Regions from separate parts of the Homo sapiens genome. Here region 1 is linked to region 2. The links are chromatin loops, found by intact Hi-C in ENCODE. Cell type or tissue: ascending aorta. All regions are shown on one strand. Each heading gives the region's core, and the rest is flanking DNA. Links, peaks and the distances in the headings are about the cores only. Region 1 overlaps LINC01476 (long intergenic non-protein coding RNA 1476). Region 2 has its middle 20 kb from the start of YPEL2.

Evidence for each region. Peaks named below come from ENCODE experiments on the same cell type or tissue, not always from the same donor. Only the 100,000 strongest peaks of a DNase experiment are listed, where the experiment ranks them.
Region 1: it touches region 2 in a loop (10-fold over the local background); 36 of 110 quality-filtered maps call a loop at or near these places.

What each region holds. Positions count from the first base shown.
Region 1 is chr17:59,518,991-59,523,388 of GRCh38, reverse strand. The region is part of intron 1 of LINC01476 (long intergenic non-protein coding RNA 1476); the gene reads left to right. Among named protein-coding and RNA genes, the nearest start is that of LINC01476, 5.7 kb to the left of the region's middle. In ascending aorta, for the core only: a CTCF peak has its summit at 1,728 (motif pointing left); a DNase peak (open chromatin) is centred at 1,728.
Region 2 is chr17:59,308,985-59,313,382 of GRCh38, reverse strand. No RefSeq gene overlaps it. Among named protein-coding and RNA genes, the nearest start is that of YPEL2, 20 kb to the left of the region's middle. RefSeq lists an enhancer at 2,049-2,118 and a silencer at 2,101-2,395. In ascending aorta, for the core only: a CTCF peak has its summit at 2,212 (motif pointing left); a DNase peak (open chromatin) is centred at 2,267; H3K27ac peaks cover 232 bases.

The sequences.
Region 1 (4,398 bases), core at 158-4,157, 210 kb before region 2:
TACAGAATATTCGACAACCCTGTTTTTCTGGATAAAACTTGAAACCGTGGAGAAACAAAACACTATCCTACCCTCAGAGAGCACACAGTCTAGGAAAAATGATTCCATTTGAAATAACTCAAATACATTTTAAGCTCAGTAGGTTTATTAATATTAGGCAACAATAAACGATGCTTAATATTCTTCATTTTATCCTTTAAAAATTTTGGCATTTCTATTTATCGTTATTAAATAATATACATTAAAAATTGGAGAGGGAAAATGTCTTTTAACCTCACTGAATAAAAGAAAATAATTGAAACTTTAATTTTCATTTTAAAAGTAATTACATGCAGTGATAGCCTAATTTTGATGGCATGGTAGTTAACAGACAGCTGCTTTTATTTTAAATGGAATTGCATTTTTAACAGAAACTACTCTCAGTGTTTGCTTTCATCTTCTGAATAGGAAAGCCAATTTGAGGGTTGAATATTTGGTGAGTTTGATGGAGCCAATTAAGATAATTCAGGTCAATAAAAAAATAATTTAATATGTTTCTCACTTAGCTGACTCATAAAGTTGACAATAACTCCTATCTACAATAGCTATACCAAAAAAGTCCACGATAAATTCAGCCTTCTTCTTAAAGGAAAAGCAGAATACTGTAAATTTTATTCAGAACTTATATTTTTAAACTTCATTAATTGTACACAATAAATTGAAGTGACGATATTTATATAATATAGATTTCAAGATTATCTTCTCAGCACGTATGAAGATTTATTATGATGTTTTCATTATAGCTATGCACCTACTTACATTAAAAATTAATGTATCACAGCAGTGTCTTTCAGGCAGTAGTTAAAATAAAGAGAAATTCTCCACTAGATAGGATAAATACTAACAAGAGGTTGCTGCAAACCCCAAAGTGCAATTTTTTTTTTTTTGAGATGGAGTCTTCCTCTGTTGCCCAGGCTGGAGTGAAGTGGCGTGATCTCGGCTCACTGCAACCTCTGCCTCCCAGGTTCAAGTGATTCTCCTGCCTCAACCTCCCAAGTAGCTGGGACTACAGGTGCACACCACCACGCCCGGCTAGTTTGTATTTTTAGTAGAGAAAGGGTTTCACCATGTTGGCCAGGATGGTCTCGATCTCTTGACCTCGTGATCCACCTGCCTCAGCCTCCCAAAGTGCTGGGATTACAGGCATGAGCCAATGCACCCGGCCTGATGATTGGGTGTCTTAATTTTTACCTGGGAGGCTAGAGTCACTCGTGTGACTACATCAGGGTGGCTATTTGGTTATTTTCGTGATTGTTTAATGTCTTTGTCTGTGTTCATGTTCAGATTGAGTAAGTTGCAATCTTGTTATTGTCTTGTTCCACCATGGTTACGGAGGGACCTTGTCTGATTATTGTTGTTATTCTGTGAAAACTGCTTATCTTGCGTGAGGGAACGCTAGATAGCCGCCAGCTGCAGGCTGTCAGGGTCATCCTGTTGTGTATCACATTCTCAACCCGCTATTAAGCTTGGACTCTGACATGTGCTTGTTTCCACATAGGACTTTACGAAACCCAGGTCACAACGTGTGACCAAGAGTTGGGAAGAGGGATAGTCCCCCTGTTTCTGTAGAGTTTCCATGCAATGACTGAGAGTTTGCTGCTTCAGGAATGCTCTGGGCCTGATGGCAGCATCCTCTTCAGGGCTGGGGTCGGGGGTGAGAGGGAGCTGCTGCCCTCCAGTGGCTGTCTAGGAAATTACATCAGTGACTCTTCCCCCAAATCATGCTTAGATTTTCTGGGAACTTCCCCGAACGTGGCAAGGCAGAGCAGAAGGAAAGAAGATTCGCCTGGGAGTAAAAGCCAGCAACTTTTGGGTATTACTGTTAATATGGCCCCATGAGTACTCTCAACTTGGTGAAGCCTGGAAAAATGGAGATTATGTGACTTGTAGGTTTTTGATAATTATATATTGTGTTGCTTTTATAATCAAAGAAGGTATCTGTTGAAGATAGAAGAATAAGAACTTAAATATTTGTGGCCAGGCACGGAGGCCCATGCCTGTAATCCCAGCACTTCTGGAGTCCAAGGTGGGAGGATCGCTTGAGGCTGGGAGTTTCAGACCAGCCTGGGCAACAAAGCAAAACCCCACCTCTAAGGAAATTCTTTTTTAAAAATTAGATGGACATGGTGGTGCATATCTGTAGTCCTAGCTACTTGGTAGGCTGAGGCAGAAGGATCTCTTAAACCCAGGAGTTCAAGGCTGTAGTGAGCTATGATCATACCACGGGACTTCAGCCTGGATGACCGAGCAAGACCTTGTCTCTCTATAAAAGGACCATGCAACTTAGAAATACAGCATAATTAAAGATAAGAGGGTTAGAAAAGTTTTTACTATCAAGGGTTACATAAATAAAGATTAAAATTTCACTTAAGTTGGAGAGGATGCTGAGAAATTGGAATCATTGTGCATTGCTGATGGGAATGTAAAAATGTGAAGCTGCTGTGGAAAACTATGTCAGTTCCTCAAAAAATTAAACACAGGATTATCATATGATCCAGCAATTTCACTTCTAGGTATATGGCCAAAAAAATTGGGAGCAGGGATTCAAACCGACATCTATGTTCATGGAGGCATTATTCACTGTAGCCAAAAAGTGGAAATAATCAAAATGTCCATCGACAGATGAATGGATAAATAAAATGTGGTATATCTATCTATTCAATGGAATATTATTCTGCCTTTTCAGAGGAAGAAAATTCTGGTACTTACTACAACATGGATGAGTCTTGAAGACATTATGCTAAGTGAAATAAGCATAAGCAAAAGGACAAATAGTGTATGATTCCATTTATATGCGCTACCTAGCACGGTCGAATTCATAGAGACAGGAAGTAGAATGGTGGCTGTCAAGGGATGGGGAGGGGAGAATAGGGAGTTACTGATTAATGGGTATGGAGTTTCTATTTGGGAAAATGAAGGAAGTTCTGGAGATGGGTGGTGGTGACGGTTGCACAACAATGTAAGTGCACTTAATAACGCTGAAGTGTATACTTACAAATGATTAATATAGTAAATTGTATGTTTTGTATATTTTGCCACAATTAAAAAAACAAAAACAAAAAAACCCTGATTCTGAGCCCTAAGCCAAACCAATTGAGTTGGGGAGAACAAAGGGGGAACAAGGGGTCAGGGTCTGAGTGCAGGCTTTTTAAAAAACTTCTCAGCCAGGCACGGTGGCTCACGCCTGTAATCCCCGAATTTTGGGAGGCAGAAGTGGGTGAATCACCTGAGGTTAGGAGTTCAAGACCAGCCTGACTAACATGGAGAAACCCCATCTCTACTAAAAATACAAAATTAGCCAGGCGTGGTGGCACATGCCTGTAATCCCAGCTACTCAGGAGGCTGAGGCAGGAGAATTGCTTGAATCTCGGAGGTGGAGTTTGCAGTGAGCTGAGACTATGCCATTGCACTCCAGCCTGGGCAACAAGAGCAAGACTCTGTCTCAAAAAAAAAAAAAAAAAAAAAAAAAAAAAGCTTCTCAGGTAATCCTCCCATGCGTAACGAAAGTAGAGTACCCCTGACCCAGATGATGTCTAAGATCCTGTTTTGCTTCAGCCGTCCATGATTCCAAGTAAAATGACCCGACAAGACTGCCAACATTTTGCCCCAGTTTCATAAATACAAGTAGCAGCTTCCTTTGACAAATTGTCTGAATCCAAATTGCTAATGAACGTACACTGCTTTTTTAAAGCTATTTTTTCTGCATATTAATTTTACTTATTTTCCTAAAATGAATTGATCTTTTCCACAAAGTTTCATTTGACAGATGTACAAGTTTCCACTCAAATAAGACTTTTATATGCAACAACAGATTCTAACATAAGTTGTTCTTATAGAGAGAGGATACTGTATGTCTACATTCAGCAAGATGTTTCTTTGCCAAAGCTAATCTGTTTTGAAGCCTGGCATTTCTGTTTTACTTGTCACAAATATCCAAATATGTTTTTTACCCAAGGCTTTAGAGTAATACTTTAGAATAATTTTTTCTCAATAAATTATTGTAAAATAATTGATTAGTAAGCATTAAAAGTACTGAGAAAGTTTTCAATAATGAACATTTGAAGTGACATAACGGAAGAAAAACATGGGTTATTTTTCCAGAAGTTTAATTGTTTTATAAAATAGTTGTTTTGAAATATTTCATCGTCCTGATGCAATAATCACAGAATGTTGAGAAAGTCTACAAAATCAGGGCTAAGTCAAATTAAAGATGAAATGGAAAATATTTTTAAATGTTTCATACTAAAATGAGAGAAATGATGCATGTGAAATAAAAAGTAATAGCTTTCCATTCTAGGAGATTTTTTAAATGTACATAACATATGCATCTTTTTTTTTTTTTTTTGAGACGGAGTCTCG
Region 2 (4,398 bases), core at 254-4,253:
CCTGTAATCCCAGCACTTTGGGAGGCTGACGTGGGTGGATCGCCCAAGGTTGGGAGTTCGAGACTAGCTTGACCAACATGGAGAAACCCCATCTCTACTAAAAATACAAAATTAGCCAGGCATGGTGGCACATGCCTGTAATCCCAGCTACTCAGGAGGCTGAGGCAGGAGAATTGCTTGAACCTGGAGGCAGAGGTTTCAGTGAGCTGAGATCGCACCATTGCACTCCAGCCTGGGCAAGAAGAGTGAAATTCCATCTCAAAAAAAAAAAAAAATAGTTGGACTTCTTTATTCTATTCAAAGTTTTTTTTCTTTGGTGTCAATCTTCGTTTTTCTTAACTGATACTGCTGCATAAAGTGAGAAGATGGATTTGTTTGTGAAGGTGGCATTTCACATGACAGTCACCAAATTATTCCCTTGAGATCAGCAATAAGATTCTAAGGCCGGGCGTGGTGGTTCACACTTGTAATCCCAACACTTTGGGCCGCCAAGATGGGAGGATCCCTTGAAGCCAGACTGGGCAACAGCAAGATCCTATCTCTACAAAAAATAAAAATAAGAAAATTAGCTAAGCGTGGTGGCACACATCTATAGTCCCAGCTATTTGGGAGGCTGAGGTGGGAGAATCACTTGAGCCCAGGAATGCAAGGCTACAGTGAGCTATGATCATGCCACTGCACTCGAGCCTGGGTGATGTAATGAGAACTAAGTCAAAAAAAAAAAAAAACAGAATTCTAGGAAATTCATCATTTTAAAGGCTTCTTTGCTTATTTTGCCAAGGCAGTACTTGATCAGATGCTTTTTAAAATTAATAGACCATTTTAGGCCAGGCGCAGTGGCTCATGCATGTAATCCCAGCAATTTGGGAGGCCGAGGCGGGCAGATCACCTGAGGTCATGAGTTCAAAACCAGCCTGGCCAACATGGTGAAACCCCATCTCTACTAAAAATACAAAAATTAGCCGGGCGTGGTGGCGGGCACTTGTAATCCTAGCTGCTCAGGAGGCCGAGGCAGGAGAATTGCTTGAACCCAGGAGGCAGAGGTTGCAGTGAGCCGAGATCATGCCAGCCTGGGTGACAGAGTGAGAATCTGTCTCAAAATAAAATAAAATTAAATTAAAATTAATAGACAAATTTTAGAGTGGTTTTAGATTTACTGAAAAGCTGAACAGCATATAGAGTCCTCATATAACCCTGCCCTTGACATAGTTTCCTGTATTATTAATATTGCATATTAGTGTAGCACATTTGCTATAATTATGCAGATTTCTTTAGTTTTTACCTGATGTCCTTTTTTCTGCTCCAGTATCCCAGCCAGGAGACGACTTTACATTTAGTTGCCATGTCTCCTTGGGCTTCTCTTGGTTGTCATAGTTTCTCAGACATTCCTTGGTTTTGATGCTGTTTTCTTTTTTCTTTTTTTTTTTTTTTTCCGAGACAGAGGCTCGCTCTGTCGCCCAGGCTGGAGTGCAGTCGCATGATCTCAGCTCAAGGCAACCTCCGCTTCCTGGGTTCAAGCGATTCTCCTGCCTCAACCTCTTGAGTAGCTGGGACCACAGGCACTCGCTGCCACACCCAGCTAATTTTTGTATTTTTAGTAAAGATTGGGTTTCACTGTGTTGGCCAGGCTGGTCTTGAATGCCTGACCTCAGGTGATCCATCTGCCTCGGCCTCCCACAGTGCTGGGATTACAGGCGTGAGCCACTGCGCCCAGCCAGTTTTGATGGTCTTGACAGTGTTGAGAAGTTCTCATCAGGTATATTGCAGGCCACCCCTCTATTAAGATTTGTCTGATGCTTTTCTCATGACTAGACTGGGGTCATGTGTGTTTTGGGGGGATGACACAGAGGTAAAGTGCCATTTTCATGACATCATATCAAGGGTACATACTATCAATATGATTTATCAGTGTTGATGTTCTCCTGGATCACCTGGCTGATTGTCAGGTTCCCCCACTGTAGTGACTCCTCCCAGTCCTTGTCATACTCTTTGGACAGAAGTCACCATGCAGAGCTTACACTTAAGGAGTGAGGAGTTATAGTCCCCTCCTTTGCAGTAGAGTAGTTACATAATTTATTTGGAATTCTTCTGCATGGGAGATTGATCAACTGCTTTAGTGTGTAAACCTACTGTCACCATCCACCAAGTCATAACAATCTATTTGGTGGCGCCCTTAGCCCTGTATTGTCCAGATTAGAACTATAATGGGGTCTAGGGAGACCTCTCGTGGTAAAATAAGGGCATAACTAGCCAGCTACACGCTCTCATTTTATGCCATTGACTTTCCTTTAACGCAGTGGTTCTCAATCAAGGGCAATTTTGCCCGCCAGCCCCAGGGAGCATTTGACAATATGGGGAGAAATTTTTGGTTGCCACAACTTTTGGAAAGCGATGTTATTGGCACCTAGCAAGTGGAGACGGAGATCCTGCTAAACATACAGTGATTAAGACACAAACAACAAAAAATTATCTGAGCCAAAATGTCAATAGTGCTGAGGTTTAGAAACTCTGTGATTAACAGCTTTATAAAAGTTACAGATAATGTTCAAAGGGATACATTATAATGTGAAGGAGGAAAAGACCTTATTTTGTGAAGGATGAATTCTTAAAAAAAAAAATACAGCTGGAAGGGTAGCAGAATATGTCACACCAAAATATGCCATTTCAGCATATTAACTATGTTGAGCTGAAGACAATTGAGAAGAAGCAAATACAAGGAAAACTCTCTGCCATCCCCGTATTTGTCTAAAAGCAGGTCATAAATTTGTAAAGGTGGCGCCTCTCCTGAGACAGAGTCTTCCTCTGTTGCCCAGGCTGGAGCGCAGTGGCACCATCATAGCTCACTGCAGCCTTCATCTCCCAGGCTCAAGCGATCCTCCCACCTCAGCCTCCTGAGTAACTGGGCCTACAGGTGTGCACCACCAAGCTGGGCTAATTTTTCTATTTCTTGTAGAGACTGGGTCTCCTTATGTTGCCCAGGCTGGTCTTGAACTCCTGGACCCAAGTGATCTGCCTGCCTCGGCCTCCCAAAGTGCTGTGATTACAGGCATGAGCAACTGCTGGCCAATTTATTTTTGAGTCAGGGCCTCACTTTGTCGACAGGGCTGGAGTGCAGTAGTATGATCATAGTTCATAGCAGCCTTGAACTTCCAGGCTCAAGGAATCCTCTCTCCTCAGCCTACCAAGTTGCTAGGGGCTACGGGCACTTGCCATCACACATGGCTAATTTTTTTTTTAATTTTATTTTATTTTTGAGGTAGAGTTTGGCTGTTTTTGTTTGTTTGTTTGTTTTTTTGTTTGAGACGGAGTTTCGCTCTCGTTGCTCAGACTGGAGTGCAATGGCGCAATCTCGGCTCACTGCAACCTCCACTTTCCGGGTTCAAGCGATTCTCCTGCCTCAGCTTCCCGAGTAGCTGGGATTACAGGCATGCGCCACCACACCCGGCTAATTTTGTACTTCTAGTAGAGACGGGATTTCTCCATATTGGCCAAGCTGGTCTCGAACTCCTGACCTCAGGTGATCTGCCCACCTCGGCCTCCCAAAGTGCTGGGATTACAGGCGTGAGCCATCATGCCAGGCCTGGAGTTTCACTCTTGTTGCCTAGGCTGGAGTGCAATGGTGCAATGTCTGCTCACTGCAACCTCCGCCTCCCAGGTTCAAGCAATTCTCCTGCCTCAGCCTCCTGAGTAACTAGGATTACAGGCGCCTGCCACCACACCCAGCTAATTTTTTCGTATTTTGAGTAGAGACGGGGCTCTACCATGTTGGCTAGGCTAGTCTTGAACTCCTGGCCTCAAACGATCCGCCCACCTCAGCCTCCCAAAGTGCTGGGATTACAAGTGTGAGGCACTGCACCGGCTGCTAATTTATTTTTATTTTTATTTTTTTTTGAGACAGGGTCTCACTCTGTCGCCCAGGCTGGAGTACAGTGGCGTGATCTGGGCTCACTGCAGTCTCCTCCTCCCGGTTTCACGCCATTCTCCTGCCTCAGCCTCCCAAGTAGCTGGGACTACACGTGCCCGCCACCACGCCCCCCTAATTTTTTTGTATTTTTATTAGAGACAGGGTTTCACCGTGTTAGCCAGGATGGTCTCGATCTCCTGACCTTGTGATCCGCCCGCTTCAGACTCCCAAAGTGCTGGGATCACACGTGTGAGCCACCGTGCCCGGCCCCGCTAATTTTTTTCTTTTTCTTTTTTTTTTTTTGAGACAGAGTCTCGCTCTGTCGCCCAGGCTGGAATGCAGTGGCGCAATCTCGGCTCACTGCAAGCTCCGCCTCCCGGGTTCATGCCATTCTCCTCCCTCAGCCTCCCGAGTAGCTGGGACTACAGGCGCCCGCCACTAAGCCCGGCTAACTTTTTGTATTTTTAGTAGAGACGGGGTTTCACCGTGGTCTC